2 separate regions of the Homo sapiens genome follow, and region 1 is linked to region 2. The links are chromatin loops, found by intact Hi-C in ENCODE. Cell type or tissue: GM12878. All regions are shown on one strand.

Region 1 (8,000 bases), 180 kb after region 2:
CTGCCCAAATGACTTTTTAAACATGATTTAAATGTCAAGCTTTCTTTGGCAAATCTATCCAAAATACTAATTTTCCTTCTAGAACTTGGTTTATAATTTATATATTAGAGTGCCCTTAATTGATGTTCATTGGGATACCTTCCTCTGAGCCCTAATGGTTTCTATCTTCCCTTTAAAATGATTAAGTATCTTTTAATTAAGTTGTCATTCGCAAAGATATTCTGGAGCAAAAATCAGGAATTAAACATCTATGAATTCTTCTTCACTTCTGTTATAGTGTAGCAATTTATCTTCTAACCCATAGTAGTCTATCAATTGAGTAAGGCTTAGTTTCTTGTTCTCTTCAGACACAGCTGACTGCAACTCATAAAGCAACAGCTGGCTACAGCTCCTCCACTTCTTTATTAACAACTGTAATGGAGACAGATTCTTTGATCATACAGTTTGATGAGTTTTAGCCTCCAAAGAAGGTCTTCTTTCTCCTGAACCTGCTTCACCAATTTGGCTTTTTCATCGTTTAATCTTTGTTTAGAAAGATTCTCATTCACAAACTCATTTTGGAGAGCACTGCATGACCCAGAGTCAAATGACTGAGATTCACAGACATTGATTCTTCAAAGTATTTTTCAAATTTATATTTTCTTCAAATTCACTGTCTATGTGTTTAAAACTTTCTTGAAATTCCAAACAGTTTTCCTCTGTGGAAGATGCTGGTTTCTCTGAAAAGGTCTGATCGTTTTCTTCATTCTCTACTTTAAGAAGTTTCACCACATTATAACAGGAACTAAATGAAGATCTTGCTTTCCTTAATCTTTCTCTAAGTGTTGCACTCATAGGTTGTGTTCGTGAACTATTTGTATAGGGAGATGATGGATTCACAGAGGTCTGAGGAGTGCTAGGTAAAACCACAGCTGAGTCTGATGGACTTTCCATCTTGAAAATGAAATCTTGGTTTTCCTTCAACTCCACAGCAGACTCCCGAGGAAGTCCAGGTCTCAGGCATCCCCCTTCCCCTCAGCAGGGTACCTCCCTCCGCCATCCCCAGAGAGAGCAAAAAGCCAACTTTCCCTTCTTAAAGGACTCACGGGAAGGGAATAATGGAAATAATAACTTCACATGCTGAAGAAAACAGATAAAGTGTGAAGAAACCATTTATCAACATTTAAACCTCCACACATTATTTGTTCTTTTTTTAAAAGAACTTTACTAAGAATCAGATTCATTAAGTCAAAGGATGTTAGAACACAAAGGAACCTGCAAAATTAAATCGCGTTCTTATTATATAAAACAGGAGACCCAGAGAGGGTAAGTGACTTGTCCAAAGTCACAGAGCACTTGAATGCAGTCAGGGCTGATTTCCAGTCTGCAACTCAAAAGAGAAGCAGTGTTTCTCAGTGAAAGAACAGTGGTGTGAGTTTTAAAGATTTTATTCTATTCTTTATTACATGATTATTATAGGAAAAATTGGGACACATTTTAAATTACCTAGAATCCTACCACTTCACAATGATCATTGTTAGTATTTTTGCTGTATAATTTTCCAGACTTTTTAATGTATATGAATACTGGTAAATGTGTTTACTAAAATTGGATCACACTGTCTGTACATCTCTGTCATATAACTCCTAACAGATGCAAAACTAGTCCACTGAATAGATTAACTTCATCAGTTTAACCAGTCCCTTACTGATAGATAGATAGATAAGCTTTTTCGAATGTTAAACCCTTATAAAAGATGCTGCACTAACCATTCCTGTTCAGACATCTTTTGCTGAAGTGATTTCTACCTACTGATCAGTGTGAATTTTGTAGGGATGCAATGATGTAGACTAGGTTTGAACTCTGGCTCTAGAACTTACTGTGTGTCTTTACACAAATCACAACTTTTCTGCACTCTAGTTTCTTCATCTTCAAGTGGGAATAATCATACTGATAGCCTAGAGGTGTTAAAAGGATTAAATGAAATAATACATGTAAAATAGTTGGTTAATACCTAGCATGTAGCAAATCCTAAATAATATTAGTTATTATTATTACCACAATGCTGAAGAAAACTGGCTCTTCAAAATAATGCCCATGATTTTCTGTTACTCTTTAAAAGAGACTAGCCAGAATTTTACAAAGAAGGTTTTAGATGCAAAACTTCAGTAGCTAAATTAATATTTCCTTTTTTCTAACTTAATCTATCGAGAAGAAAAGTAATAAATTTAAATCATGTGTGGTCTGTTGAGCTAGTTACTATGTTCTATCTATATAACTTAATGCCAGTCAAAATTTAAAAGGCATAGCTTTTCATCAAACATTCTTGTCTTAGTCTGTTTTCTGTTGCCTATAATAGAATATCTAAAACTGCATAATTTATAAAGAAAAGGAATTTATTTCATATGGTTATGGAGGCTAAAAAGCCCAAGGTCAAGGGACTGCATCTGGTGAGGACCCTCTAGCTGGTGGGGATTCTCTGCAAACTTCCTAGACAGCACAGAGCATCACAGGGTGAGGGGGCTGAGCATCCTAGCTTGGGTCTCTCTTCCTCTTCTTATGAAGCCACCAGTCCCACTCCCATGATAACCCATTAATCTATTGACCCATTAATCCATGATGGATTAGTCGATTCATGAGGGCAGAGCCTTTATGACCCATCACCTCTTAAAAGCCCCAAGACCCCACCTCTCAATACCGCCACATTGGAGATTAAATTTCAACATGAGTTTTGGAGGGGGCAAATATTCAAACCATACTCATTTGTAAGTAAAAAATCAACTGTTTTGTGATAAAGTTGCTCACCTTTCTTTCCCCTTTGGAAAATGCTCAAAGCATGGCTTACCCCATAAAATCAGCAGAATATCTTTACAGTCATCTATCCAGCCTCCCGGTGCCTTCAAGCTATTCTCCACTGCTTTTCTGTTTTATCCATGGGCCCCCAGCTATTTCATATTCCTCAGAGGGGTGGGAAAGAGCACAGAAGCTGAAGTTTTCACCTCTGAGACTTTGCTTTTAAACTGAAAAGATATCCATTGTCACACTGGGATTCATTTCTATCTGAAGCTTTGGAAACACATCACGACTTTTACCAAAGCCTATACAGTGAATCTAATTTATGTGTCACCTTTATTTCACCAATAGTTGCTTTAAAAATAAGGGAACACTCACCCCCTTTGAAAAGCTGGGTGGAAGGTTCAGTGTTGTATGGCTTATCTCGGAAGTCAGGGGTCAGTGACCAAAATTCACGGTGACCAGAAGCATTCCAAAATGCTGCCAGTAACTCCATGCTTACTGTTTCTTCCTCTTCTGCTCTACTGAACATTGTGGACATAGACACTCAGGATTGTTGGGGTGGATGATACTGGTTAAATGAGTCCTTCTTGGACACAGCTTTGGTTGAATGTGAGCACCAAACACTGAGAAGTCCTTGTCTATAACTGATGTGCAGAATGACCCATACGTTTTTTGGTTTGGGATTCTTTTTTTTTTTCTCTACTGTGTGTTATCCTTTTCTCTAATAGTGGCCAGTCACATTCTACCAGTCTGTATTTGTCTCACGGTTGTTGAAGTGGCTTTGCCAACTTAGCTAAGCTAGAAACATAGTTTCCTGGAATTGCCTTCCCAATGTGGTTCTGAGTTAGAGTGGACCAGGAGAAAAATTTGGGCAGGGCTTGGGAAGTGGGAGTGAAGCAATAGATACTATATTCTGAAGTTTGGTAGGACAGGCACTATTACCACTGCCATACACTGGCACTGATCAACTGGCACACCTCGTTGGTGTGGGGCAGCAACAGGACCTGCAGCAACTCCAACTCTGACAAGATCTCCTTCTTCAACTTCTCCAAGTCCTAAGTCAGGTTTGTGTGCACTTCCACGACTATGGATGCCAGCTCTTTCTTTAGGTTGGAGGCAATAAGAGACAGATGCAGGTTCCAGTAAGTCTTCATGGGATTTAGTTTGTCCTAGGGATTCAAGTTAATCCTTGCAGGTTCCAGTTTGTCCTTGCTTTCCCCCACACCACATACACCTCTTCTTCCCAACTGTGGGCCCTGAATATCTACAGTGACCTCAGGCTGCTATAAGTGCAGAGACAATAGCCTTCTATAGACTTCTTCCTCTGTGTAAGGTACATGGATGTTCCTTGGTCAAGGAATAGGCCAAGGTGGATATCCAGGCCTGCATGACTCAGTGAGTTTGGCATGCAGGCACACACCTCCACTTGTTATATAACCTGTTTGTGTAAGTTTATACTTCGCTCTAAGCCACTATTGTCTGTAAAAGGTATAACTGCCCTGCTAACGTTCTACAGGGGCTCTTGGGACTCTGGTTAGCTCCACATGGCTTAACATGGTGGGCACGCTGGTGCCCAGAGAAAGAAAGAGAGAGAGCCAAAGCTGTCCGTCTTGCAGATGGACAGGAGGGAGCCAGCACACAGCTTGGCTTGCTCATGCCCAGAGAGAAAAAGAGTTAAGCCGCTGACCCTGAAGGCAAGGAAGAGCCAGATGCACAGCTGTTTGTGGGAGCCACTGGCTCAAGCAGCTGCGACAGGGCAAACAGTGTGAGAGAGCTAGTGTGAGAAAGCTGTTAATAAAAGCTGCTGCTGAATAAAACCACATTCACCTGCCTTCAGCCCCGAGTGTTCTTTCTGCTCATCCACCAACTCCCTCTGGACTTCAGCATGGGCTGGACCCGGACCCCGGGACCTGACAACTGGTGATGAGAATGGGATGAGGTGAGTTGGCCCCAGTCCCTGAGGGCTCCCAGGTTGGCTTTGTGGCCACAGCATGGGCTGTGATACCCGGTGGCAGCTGTGCTGCGAAGATGGGCTCCAGTGGAAACATGGGAGGCAGTGGGTGGGTCTCCTGTGAGTATGGAGAAGGCACTGAAGCACCTGGAAGTGCACAGCACTGAGAAGAAGCATGCCTTTGCTGGCAGAGTCAGATGAGCGTTTGTAACTGTGCTGTGGGAAGTTCATGCCCAGTCCTTGTGGAACTCAGTGCAGTGAGGAGGAAGAACCTCCATGGCAGGCTTGCCCAGTGATCCACCACAAAATAGATCATGAGCAGCTACTGGGCCCCACGAGTAGGCCCAGAGACCCCCTGCTGTGGTGGAGCACCCTTCCTTTGGTGCCTGTGTCCCTGCTGAGTTGAGGGAGTTAAGCAAGTAATGTCGGCAGTCATGCACAGACTTAGTGCAAGCCATTTGGGAGAAGGACCTTGCTGCGCAACCCAGTCCTGCTCGAGCATTCCAGTTCAAAGAGTACCTGCTGCAGTTGGTGGAAGTGTAAAGCCTCTTCTGTTTGATAAGAGAACTGGCCGAGATGCCCAGCTTGGAGGGCACTGGACAACGGGAGCCACATTTGGACTTCGCAATCCACTGGTCCCTGAACCTGGATAAGTTTCCAGGCAGAGCTGCATTTATTGACAACTATGAAGACTGGTCAGTGAAAGTGAAACCTGTATCTCTGCATCTTGGCATCGACTGCTTGGCTCTCTGCTTATGTGCTGTGTATGTCTCTCCATCCATACCTGAAGACATTCTGGGGTAGATGTTTTGCATGGCTTGGCAGCTGTGCCATCTATCACAGACTTAATAGACCACTTGACAATGGAACTTGGCAGTGCCACTGTGTGGTGGACTTGGCTAATGCATTCTTGTCAATCGACAATGCTCCAGAGAGCCAGGAAGAGTTTGCCTTCATGGGACAGCGACAATGGACTTTCACAGTGTTGCTGCAGGGCTACTGTATAGCCCCACCATATGTTGTGGTTTTGTTAATAATGTTATGTTAACCTCTGATTCTCTTGCAGGTTTAAAAGTGGCAGTGTCCCTCTTGCCTGGGATTGGGGTGATGAGGCTGAGACAGCCTTTCTGGGTAGTAAACCAGGGTGCTCATTTACACTGAATGTGCATGTAACCACAGATAATTTTGGCTAGGGCCTATAGCAGTGCATGGAGCACTTGGAAGCACCAGTGGGCTGTTAGTCCCAACTGTGGAAGGGAGCTGAGCTCCAGTGCTTACTAATAGAGAAGCAGTTATTAATAGTGGGATGGGTGCATTCATGGGTAATGACCCCCTGGACAGAGGCAGCACAGACATCAACTTTAGCGAAGTGGGGTACCGACTTGAAACAGTGAAGTATGCTAAGTAAGTACAAATCCCTTAGCAGCAAAGTTGCAAGAGGTCTTGGGACCTGTAGTCCTAATGCAAGATAAGGCCATGGGGCCTGAGGCACTCCTAAACCCTGAGACTTCATCATTAGGAAGGGCATCCCCTCATTCCTGATAGGGCATGGCACACAGCTAGGTCTAGCTGGGGTGCTACTGCTGCCTGGACTGCTGGTGCGGTCCAGCCTAGTACTAACACCATATGGTTTGAAACCAGGTGTGGGCAAAGCAGCTAATAAGCTAAACTCAGGGCAGTGTGAATGGTAATCACCAAGGATGTGACAACCTATGGTAATCTGCGCCAATAGCTGGGCAGTTTATCAAAGCTTATGTATGTAACGGGCTAGAGTGCCCAAAAGCTTGTGTATGTATTGGGCCTGCATGCCCAAAGCTTGTGTGTCAGGCTTATGTGTCAAGCCTGTGTATATATCAGGCCTGCGTGCCCAAAGTTTATATGTCAGGCCTGTGTGCAAAACTTGAGTATCAAACCTGTGTGCCCAAGACCTAAGTCTCCCTCAGCCTAGGGGGTGGAGTGTAAGGTACATGGATGTGCTTTGGTCAAGGAATAAGCCGAGGTGGATATCCAGGCCTGCATGACTCAGTGAGTTTGGCATGCAGGTGCACACCTCTGCTTGTTATATAACCTGTTTGTGTAAGTTCACACTTGGCTCTATACTTGGTATAAAGGTATATTTGCCCTGCTAATGCTGTACAGGGCTGTTGGGGCTCAGCTCGGCTCAACATGGGTTAACATGGTAGTGGGTGCGCTGGTGCCCAGAGAAAGAGAGAGAGCCAAAACTGTCAGTCTTGCAGATGGACAAGAGGGAGCCAGGACACAGCTTGGCTTGCTCATGCCCAGAGAGAAAAAGAGTTAAGCTGCTGACCCTGAAGGCAAGGGAGAACTGGCTGCACAGCTGTGTGTGGGAGCCGCTGGCTCAAGCAGCCAAGACAGGGTGGCCAGTGTGAGAGAGCCAGTGTGAGAAAGCTGTTCATAAAAGCTGCTGCTGGCCGGGCGCAGTGGCTCACGCCTGTAATCTCAGCACTTTGGGAGGCCGAGGCCAGCGGATCACGAGGTCAGGAGATCGAGACCATCCCGGCTAACAAGGTGAAACCCCGTCTCTACTAAAAATACAGAAAATTAGCTGGGCGAGGTGGCATGCGCCTGTAGTCCCAGCTACTCGGGAGGCTGAGGCAGGAGAATGGTGTGAACCTGGGAGGCGGAGCTTGCAGTGAGCCGAGATCGCGCTACTGCACTCCAGCCTGGGAGACAGACCGAGACTCCGTCTCAAAAAAAAAAAATAAATAAATAAAATAAAATAAAAAAAAGCTGCTGCTGAATAAAACCATATTCACCTGCCTACAGCCCCCCGAATGTTCTTTCTGCTCATCCACCCACTCCCTCCGGACTTCAGCATGGGTTGGACCCGGACCCCAGGACCTGACACCCTGCTCCCACAATTGCATATGGTCTGATTCCTGTAATCATCCCTTATTGCTTTTCACTCTGCTTCTCTGATCAAACTCTGCAACTATGTTCAAGTGATTCTTATTTTACATCCAAATTTGCAAATCAGACACAGGATTATAGACATTACAAAAAAATTCAATTTTGAAAAAAAAAGGAAGAGATTTGTATATGACACTTAAGTAACCCATCTATTACCCTCGCTTTCTTTTTGATGTCAAACTTCTTTAAATGGCACCCTAAGTTTATTGCAAAAGTATTTTTCTTCCTCCCATTTTCTCTGCAGTTCCTTGAATATGACTCCTGCTTTTAAAATGCTATTTTAATTCATCAGAAACTTATAAAACATCAAATCCAGATCTTAGTCCACTTTATTTCTTTGTAC
Region 2 (8,000 bases):
CACTAGATTAGCTACACACAGAGCACTGATTGGTGCATTCACAAACCTTGAGCCAGACACAGGGTGCTGATTGGTGTATTTACAATCCCTTAGCTAGACATAAAGGTTCTCCAAGTCCCCACTAGACTCAGGGCCCAGCTGGCTTCACCCAGTGGATCCCGCACCTGGGCGGCAGGTGGAGCTGCCCACCAGTCCCGCGCCGTGTGCCTGCACTCCTCATCCCTTGGGCGGTGGATGGGACTGGGTGCTGTGGAGCAGGAGGCGGCGCTCGTCGGGGAGGCTCGGGCCGCACAGGAGCCCACGGTGGAGGGGGGCTCAGGCATGGCAGGCTGCAGGTCCTGAGCCCTGCCCCGCGGGGAGGCAGCTGAGGTCCTGCGAAAATTCGAGAGGTCCTGCGAAAATTCGAGTGCAGCGCCGGCGGGCCGGCGCTGCTAGGGGACCCGGCGCACCCTCCACAGCTGCTGGCCCGGGTGCTAAGCCCGTCACTGCCCGGGGCCAGTGGCGCTGGCCGGCCGCTCTGAGTGCGGGGCAGGTTGAGCCCACGCCCACCCGGAACTCGCGCTGGCCCGCAAGCGCCTTACGCAGCCCCGGTTCCTGCCCGCGCATCTCCCTCCACACCTCCAGGCAAGCTGAGGGAGCCGGCTCCAGCCTCGGCCAGCCCAGAAAGGGGCTCCCACAGTGCAGTGGCAGGCTGAAGGGCTCCTCAAGCGTGGCCAGAGTGGGCGCCGAGGCCGAGGAGGCGCCGAGAGGGAGCGAAGGCTGCAGGGGCTGCCAGTACGCTGTCACCTCTCACTACCTTGCATGGATGGTGGAGCCATAGTGATTGGGTGACCATCCTGGCCTCACTGCCTGCTGTGTGACCTTGGCTTTTCTAATAATGTTCTTTGAGTATTTCAGATTTATCTCTGAGGTGAAATGTGCTTAATGAGGCCCCTGGAATCATTCTAAGACCCTTGTCCTTAGAAAGAAGCTAATGATCCTCTCAGTGTGTGGCTCGGAGGAAGTGACAAAATCATGACTTCCTGACATGATAAATGGTCCGCTGTTCTGTGGTCCAGCTTTCCTTTCAATGCTCAGTTGCTGGGCTGAAAAGACAACCATATTGACTCTAGAATGTCAGTTACAATGTCTGTCCTCACAAGGGAAGTCATGATCAAACTGAAACAAGCAAGGTGTTCCCATGCTAGATGCCAGAGACAGGTTTACCCGTGGGTGAATGATGCAGTTCTTGTCCATGGTATAGGATGGGATGGTGTGGTGTCAGGGGAGGGGGCAAGAGGGGCACTGGAAGTAAGAGAGTGGGAGAAGAGGAGGGGTCCCTGTCAAATTCCCCTCAATCCTGAGAGAGACACTTAGGAACAGAGTGTCTCTGCTCCCTCTGGATATTCCCGTGTATATTTTGAAGCCTGGGAGGCAGGATGGAGGACATCCTGCTGATGCCTGAAGGATGGCAAAGCAGAATAGAAGGATGCTCCCTTAACCCCATGACCGAGCCTCTGAATTAACCAGCTCCAGTGTTTAACCTATCTCTGGACTTATTTATTTTTTTATTTTAATTTCAACTTTATTAAAATACAGTGTCCCTTTTGATTTCATTTTTTTTTTTCAGAAGGAATTTCACTCTTGTTGCCCAGGCTGGAGTGCAATGGTGCGATTTTGGCTCACCGCAACCTCTGCCTCCCAGGTTCAAGCGATTCTCCTGCCTCAGTCTCCCAAGTAGCTGGGATTACAGGCATGCACCACCACGCCCAGCTAATTTTGTATTTTTAGTAGAGAGGGGGTTTCTCCATGTTGGTCAGGCTGGTCTCAAACTCTCGACCTCAGGTGATCCGCCTTTCTCAGCCTCCCAAAGTGCTGGGATTACAGGTGTGAGCCACTGCGCCCAGCCTACAGTGTCCCTTTTCTTGTGACAGTCTTTATCTAAAACACTGCAGCTGATCGCACACAAGAAAGCCCACCTGGGGAAAGTATTGGCCTCCCTGATTGGTGAACCATTTTTGCCAACAGCAGCAGGACAGAAAACATGAGAGTTGTCACAGAGACACAAATATGCTGAAATAAATAAAAAGATATCCCATGTTCATGTATTAAAAGACCTGATAGTGTTAAGATGGCAATACTGTTTAATTTGATCTACTCCCCAGATTGATTCAGTGAAATCTCTCAAAATCCCAGCTAACGTCATTTGGAAATTGACAAGCTGATCCTAAAATGTACTTGAACACTGAAGTGACCAAGAATTGCCAAAATAATCTTGAAAAAGTTAAACATTTAGAAGACTCACACTTCCTGATCTTAAAACACACTACAGAGCTACAGTAATCAAAACAATGGGATACTACCATAAGGATAAGCATATAGACCAATGGAATAGAATTTAGAGTCCAGGAATACACTCATATATGTATGGGTAATTGATTTTCAACATGGGCATTAAAGCCATTCAATGGGGAAAAATAATCTTTTTAAGAAATGGTTCTGGGAAAACTGGATATCCACATGCAAAAGAATGAAGTTGGACCCTGTATAACACCATATACAAAAATTAATTCAAAAGGAATAAAAACTTTAAGAGCTAAAACTATAAAACTCTTAGAAGAAAATATAGATGCAAAATTCATGACCTTTCTATAGTCAATGGATTCTTAGATATGACACCAAAAGCACAAGCACAGAAGAAAGATAGATAAACTGGACATCATCAAAATTTAAAACTTGTGTGCCTCGATGGACACTATTGGCAAAAAGTGAGGAGGCAAACCACAGAGTTGGAGAACAATTTTGCAAATCACACATCTGATAAAATATATCTAGAATATGTAAAGAATGCTTAAACTTGATAATAAAAAGACAATCCAGTTAAAAAGGGGGCAAAGGATCTGAATAGACAGTTCTCTACAGAAAGTATACAGATGCACAATAAGCACAAGAAAACCTGTTCAGTATCATTAGCCATAAGGGAAATACAAGTTAAAAGCACAATGAAGTGCCATTTCATATCCACTAGATGGCTATAATAAGAAAGACAGATAATACCCAGTGTTGGTAAGGATGTGGAAAAATTGGGACCTTCCTACACTACTGTGTATGTGATGTTGAAAAGCAATTTGGTGGTACCTATCAACATTTATACATTTAAAGATTTTTTAAAGCACTTTGCAAAAATAAGTAAAAGAACTTTGCTTTCCCTTAGCCATTCCACTCCTGAGTAGTATCCTACAGAACTACTCACATATATGCCTAAACAAGGCATGTACTATATTTATTGCAGCAGAATTGGAAAGTTTCAGTTAGACAGGAAGAATGTTTTAGAAATTTATTGCACAGCATGATGACCACAGCTAATAATAATGTGTTGTATGTTTCAGAATTGGTAAGAGTATATTTTAAACATTCTCATCACAAAAAATAAGTAGGTGAAGTAATGGATATATTCATTAGATTGATTTATTCTTTCTACAATATATACATGTATCAAAACATCACATTTTACCCCATAAATATATACAACTGTTATTTGTCAATTAAAAAATTTCAACACAAATTAATATTAAAAATAAAATAAATTGTAACTTAAAAAAGGAATCCTAGGGCGGCCCTCCTGCCCACCCTCTTTCTCCCGTCCATCTGTCTGATTCTCTTAGACTTCGTGTTCTTTTTTCTGTCTTAATCTCAACTTGTTTTTAAACTAGATTGCTTTGAGAAGATGACTAAATAAAGTTTCCTTTTGATTAAAAAAAAAAGGAAACATCCCAAGTGTTCACTAACAGAATGACCTATGGAGAATAAACTAATAGGAGAATAAACTAATTCATAGTTCTTTCCTTATGAAACAACTATGGAATACCATACTACAGTAAAATAATGATATAGACTAGGGTTTGTGAAACTGATATTTTAGATTGTATAGTTCTTAGTTGTGGGTGGCTGACTTGTGTGTTGTAAAATGTTTAGCCCTATCGCAGGTCTCTATCAGTAGGTGTCAGTAGCACTCTCTCACCGCAGCTGTCTCAACCAAAATGCCACTAGATTGCCAAATGCTGAGGGGGTAGCAAACTAGTCCTTAGTTGAGAACCACTGATGGTAGCCTTATATTTACTGATGTGAAAAGAACTCCAAGACGTTTTGTTAAATAATAATTTAGAAATAGCCAGGTATCTCTTTGATGTACCAATTTCATTTCCTTTGAATAAATACCCAGAAATGGAATTGCTGGATCATATGGTAAGCTTCTTATTTAAAATTTTTGAGAAACCTCCAAGCTGTTTTCTATAATAGCTGTACTTATTTACATTCCTATTGAAAATGTACAAGAATTCCCATTTCTCCACACCCTCACCAACACTTGTTATCATTTGATTTTTTAAATAATAGCCATTCGAATGGGGGTGAGATGATGTTGCATTGTGGTTTTGATTTGCATATCCCTGAAGATTAGTGATGTTGAGCACCTTTTCGTATACCTGTTGGCCATCTGTATGTCTTTGGAAAAATGTCTACTCAGGTCCTCTGCCCATTTAAATTTTTTTAATTATTATTTTTGCTATTGAGTTGTATGAATTCTTTATATATTTTAGATACTGGCTCCCTTTTGAATATATAACTTACAAATATTTTCTCCCATTCTGCAGGTTGCCTTTTGATTTTGTTGATGATTTTACTGACTGTGCAGAAACTTTTTCTTGCCGTGTAATGGTGATACTCATTTCACAATTGATATGTATATCAAAACATTATGTTTAACATCTTAAATATATGCAATTTTTGTTTGTAGATTATACCTTAATAAAGCTGGGAAAAAAGAATGAAAATGATATGTGCAGGATGATTCAAATTCTGTTTTTAAAAAACTATATATTTGTATTGGTAATATGATTATGTATGAGGATACAAAGGAAAAATGTCAAGGATACATACTAAATTGAAAACAATGGTTACCTCAGGAGAGAGGGCTAGGATTGCATGAGTGTTCATGCATGTTGAAGGTGTGGGGTAAGGAGAAGAGGGGCCTTTGGTTTTACTGCTTGAATTGTCAAAGTTTACCAAAAATGTGCATTCATAGATTACTTATATAATTTAAAATGTAGTTAAATAAACTTATGGAAAGCATTTTGTAGAGAGTAGGTCACCAAAGAAGCCTACACTCTTACTATATCAGCTGCCAAAAGAGATTTGGATGAGTGCTTAATTGTACTTAGCTCATGATTTAATCCTCAAATACCTATAATGTGCAATTTCTGTTAGGGACTGAAATGATTATGTCATTTCTTTTACCAATCAGTTATAATCTATATTTAATATAATGTCAGATGATTCTATGGAATTTAGAAATGGAAAAAAACTGGCATTTAAAATTATAGATATAATGTACATCAAAAACCTATCACTGTGACTAGCACTTAATACTTCATAAATGGTACTTGCTAATATTGTTATACATGTTAGTATGTTCGAAAACATTGTTCCTTCAGCATTCACTAGAATACAACAAAAGTTTTATTTTTTTCTAGTTTTTTATCTGAATCCTATAGTGTTTACAATTCCAGTTAGGACACTTTTAAAACTGAGATCACACTTTCAACATTCATTCATCCTGTATGGTATTTAACAATAGAGTAAAAAAGTAAAAGCTCAAATTATTACAAGTTAATTGATGTTTCCTATAGTCAAATGCCACGAAAAGGGAGGTGAAGAATTTGGACCCTAATGCTGATTCTGACCAACTCTCATTCTTTCTGGTCATTTTGTCAATCTGTAAGTCAACAGAGCAGAAACAGCTACCATTATTTATTTATTAAAAGAGTGTAGTTGTCACTTGGAATAAGGAGTTGCATGTTCAGTGCTAAAGGTAACCAGATAATATGAAGATCTGTAACCAGATAATATGAAGATCTGAAAATGTATAACTACTGTAAAGATAGTGATATTCCATGTATATACAGCAATTCCACAGATGACATCAGGGTCTAGTAAGTAAGAAAAAATCATTTTTGATATTGATATTTTATCCAATTTAACATTTGTTCTGATGCTGACTTTAAACACACCTGCACTGTGTGATTTATGTTGTCCTCATCATACAAGGCAAGGTTTACAGAAGGAGGGAGGTGGCTTTCATGCTGAGAGTGATACTCTTTTATTGTACTACTCCATGTTAATTAGGCAATGACTTGTTACATGACAAACTTCATGTAATACAGCCTCTAGTCTTTATTTTGTGCTTCACAGATCTCATTTCTCTGGAAAGGAAGAAAGAGAACGAGTAGTTGTATTTCTATTACAGACAGTCAGGGATATAGAAGACTATTAACAACATTACTAAGTCTATTACTAAATCTGTCAATGTGTAGTTCTGATATCTTTCCACTTTGCCTTCGGAGGAGAAATTACACACTAAGTTTATGTCCTTAGATGAATTTCACAGCTGAATAGTGAGGGACTGCAAAATAACCGGTGAAAATGAGAGTTGGTCAGAATCAGCATTAGGGTCTGAATTTTTCACCTTTCTTTATGGTATATGCTATGGAAAATATCAATTAACTTGTAACTTGAGCTTTACCTTTTTACTCTATTGCTAGGAGTGAATCATATTACAACTATTTGAAGCTAGAAGACTGTAGTGGTGCTGTGTATCTTGGATTTCTCTTGATTTTTTGCAAGTGCAGTTAGCCAGAAGGTTTTTTTATTTTTTATTTTATTTTATTTTATTTTATTTTATAGCAGTTCTGACTGATGTGGTCCAGCTACCCTCAGAGCCACTGACCTTGGGCCAATATGTTGCCTACTCTTAAGTATTTTGAAATACTGCATGGAAAAAAATGTCATTTATTTGGTTGTATTACTATATTTAATTAGTTGAATAGATATGGTTAGTTTAATTTGTTAACTTGGCTAGGTGATGGTACCCAGTTATTCAAACACTAATCTAGATGCTGCTGTGAGGGTATTATATAGATGTGGTTAACATCTATAATCAGTTGCTTTAAGTAAAGGAGACTGTCTTGGATAATCTTGGTGGGCCTCATCCAATCAGTTGAAATGCCTTAAGAGCAAAACTGATATGCCCAGAGGAAGAAGAAATTCTGCCTGCTGACTGCAGCCTCAGTTTCCACCTGAGAGTTTCTAGGCTTCCCAAGTTCCCTACAGATTTTGGACTTACCTAGCTGGACCCCACAATCATCTAAGGCAATTCCTTGAAACAAATCAAATACATATATACCCTGTTGGTTTTTTTTTTTTTTTTTTTCTGAAAGAACCCTGACTAATACAGATTTTGAAACTAGAAGTGGGATGTTGCTGTACTAAAGACCTAAAATGTGGAATTGGCTTTGGAATTAGGCCATGGATAGAGACTAGAAAAATTTTTGAGAAGCGTGATAGAAAAAAACCTAAATTGCCCTGAAGAGACTGTTGTTAGAAATAGGAATATTAAAGTTGATTGTATAGAGGTCTTGGAAAGAAATGAAGAAAATGTTACTGAAAATGGGAGGAAAGGCAATGCTTGTTATACAGTGACAGAAAACTTGGCTGAACTATGTTCTTCAGTCACATGGAAAGCAGAACTTGAAAGTGATGAACTTGGATATTTGGCAGAAATTTACAGGCAAAATCCTTAAGATTTTTCTTTGTGAACCCCAAGATCTTTACCCTAAAATGGTTCTGTTGAATTTTACCCTGACAATGTAAATTGATAGCTTATCTTCATAACCTGGTTTCTCCTTGCTGCTTATAGTAAAATGTAATATTGATACAGACAGGAGACAGGGAAATACTGGGTAGAAGAGGGTGGTTTCCCAGCAAAGGCCCCACCCTCAAGTCTGGAAACCCGTGGCCCTAAATGGGAACAAGCGTTCCTGTTTTTGTGCCCAAATGCTGCCTTTTGGCCTGCCACGCCCCTGTATCCTGTACCTGTATAAACTCCAAACCCCAGGATCCACAAGCAGATGAGCAGACAAGCAGAAGAGCAGAGGAACAGAAGAGTGGTGTGGCAGAGAAGGAGA

The links. Hi-C counts contacts between places; a loop is a spot of excess contacts. Peaks named below come from ENCODE experiments on the same cell type or tissue, not always from the same donor. Only the 100,000 strongest peaks of a DNase experiment are listed, where the experiment ranks them.
Region 1: it touches region 2 in a loop (2.9-fold over the local background); 6 of 110 quality-filtered maps call a loop at or near these places.

The regions. Positions count from the first base shown.
Region 1 is chrX:120,201,816-120,209,815 of GRCh38, forward strand. It overlaps the pseudogene SFR1P1. Among named protein-coding and RNA genes, the nearest start is that of ZBTB33, 45 kb to the right of the region's middle. In GM12878, no CTCF peak of the experiment used is centred here; no DNase peak of the experiment used is centred here.
Region 2 is chrX:120,025,559-120,033,558 of GRCh38, forward strand. No RefSeq gene overlaps it. Among named protein-coding and RNA genes, the nearest start is that of RHOXF1-AS1, 6.7 kb to the right of the region's middle. In GM12878, a CTCF peak has its summit at 3,975 (motif pointing right); no DNase peak of the experiment used is centred here.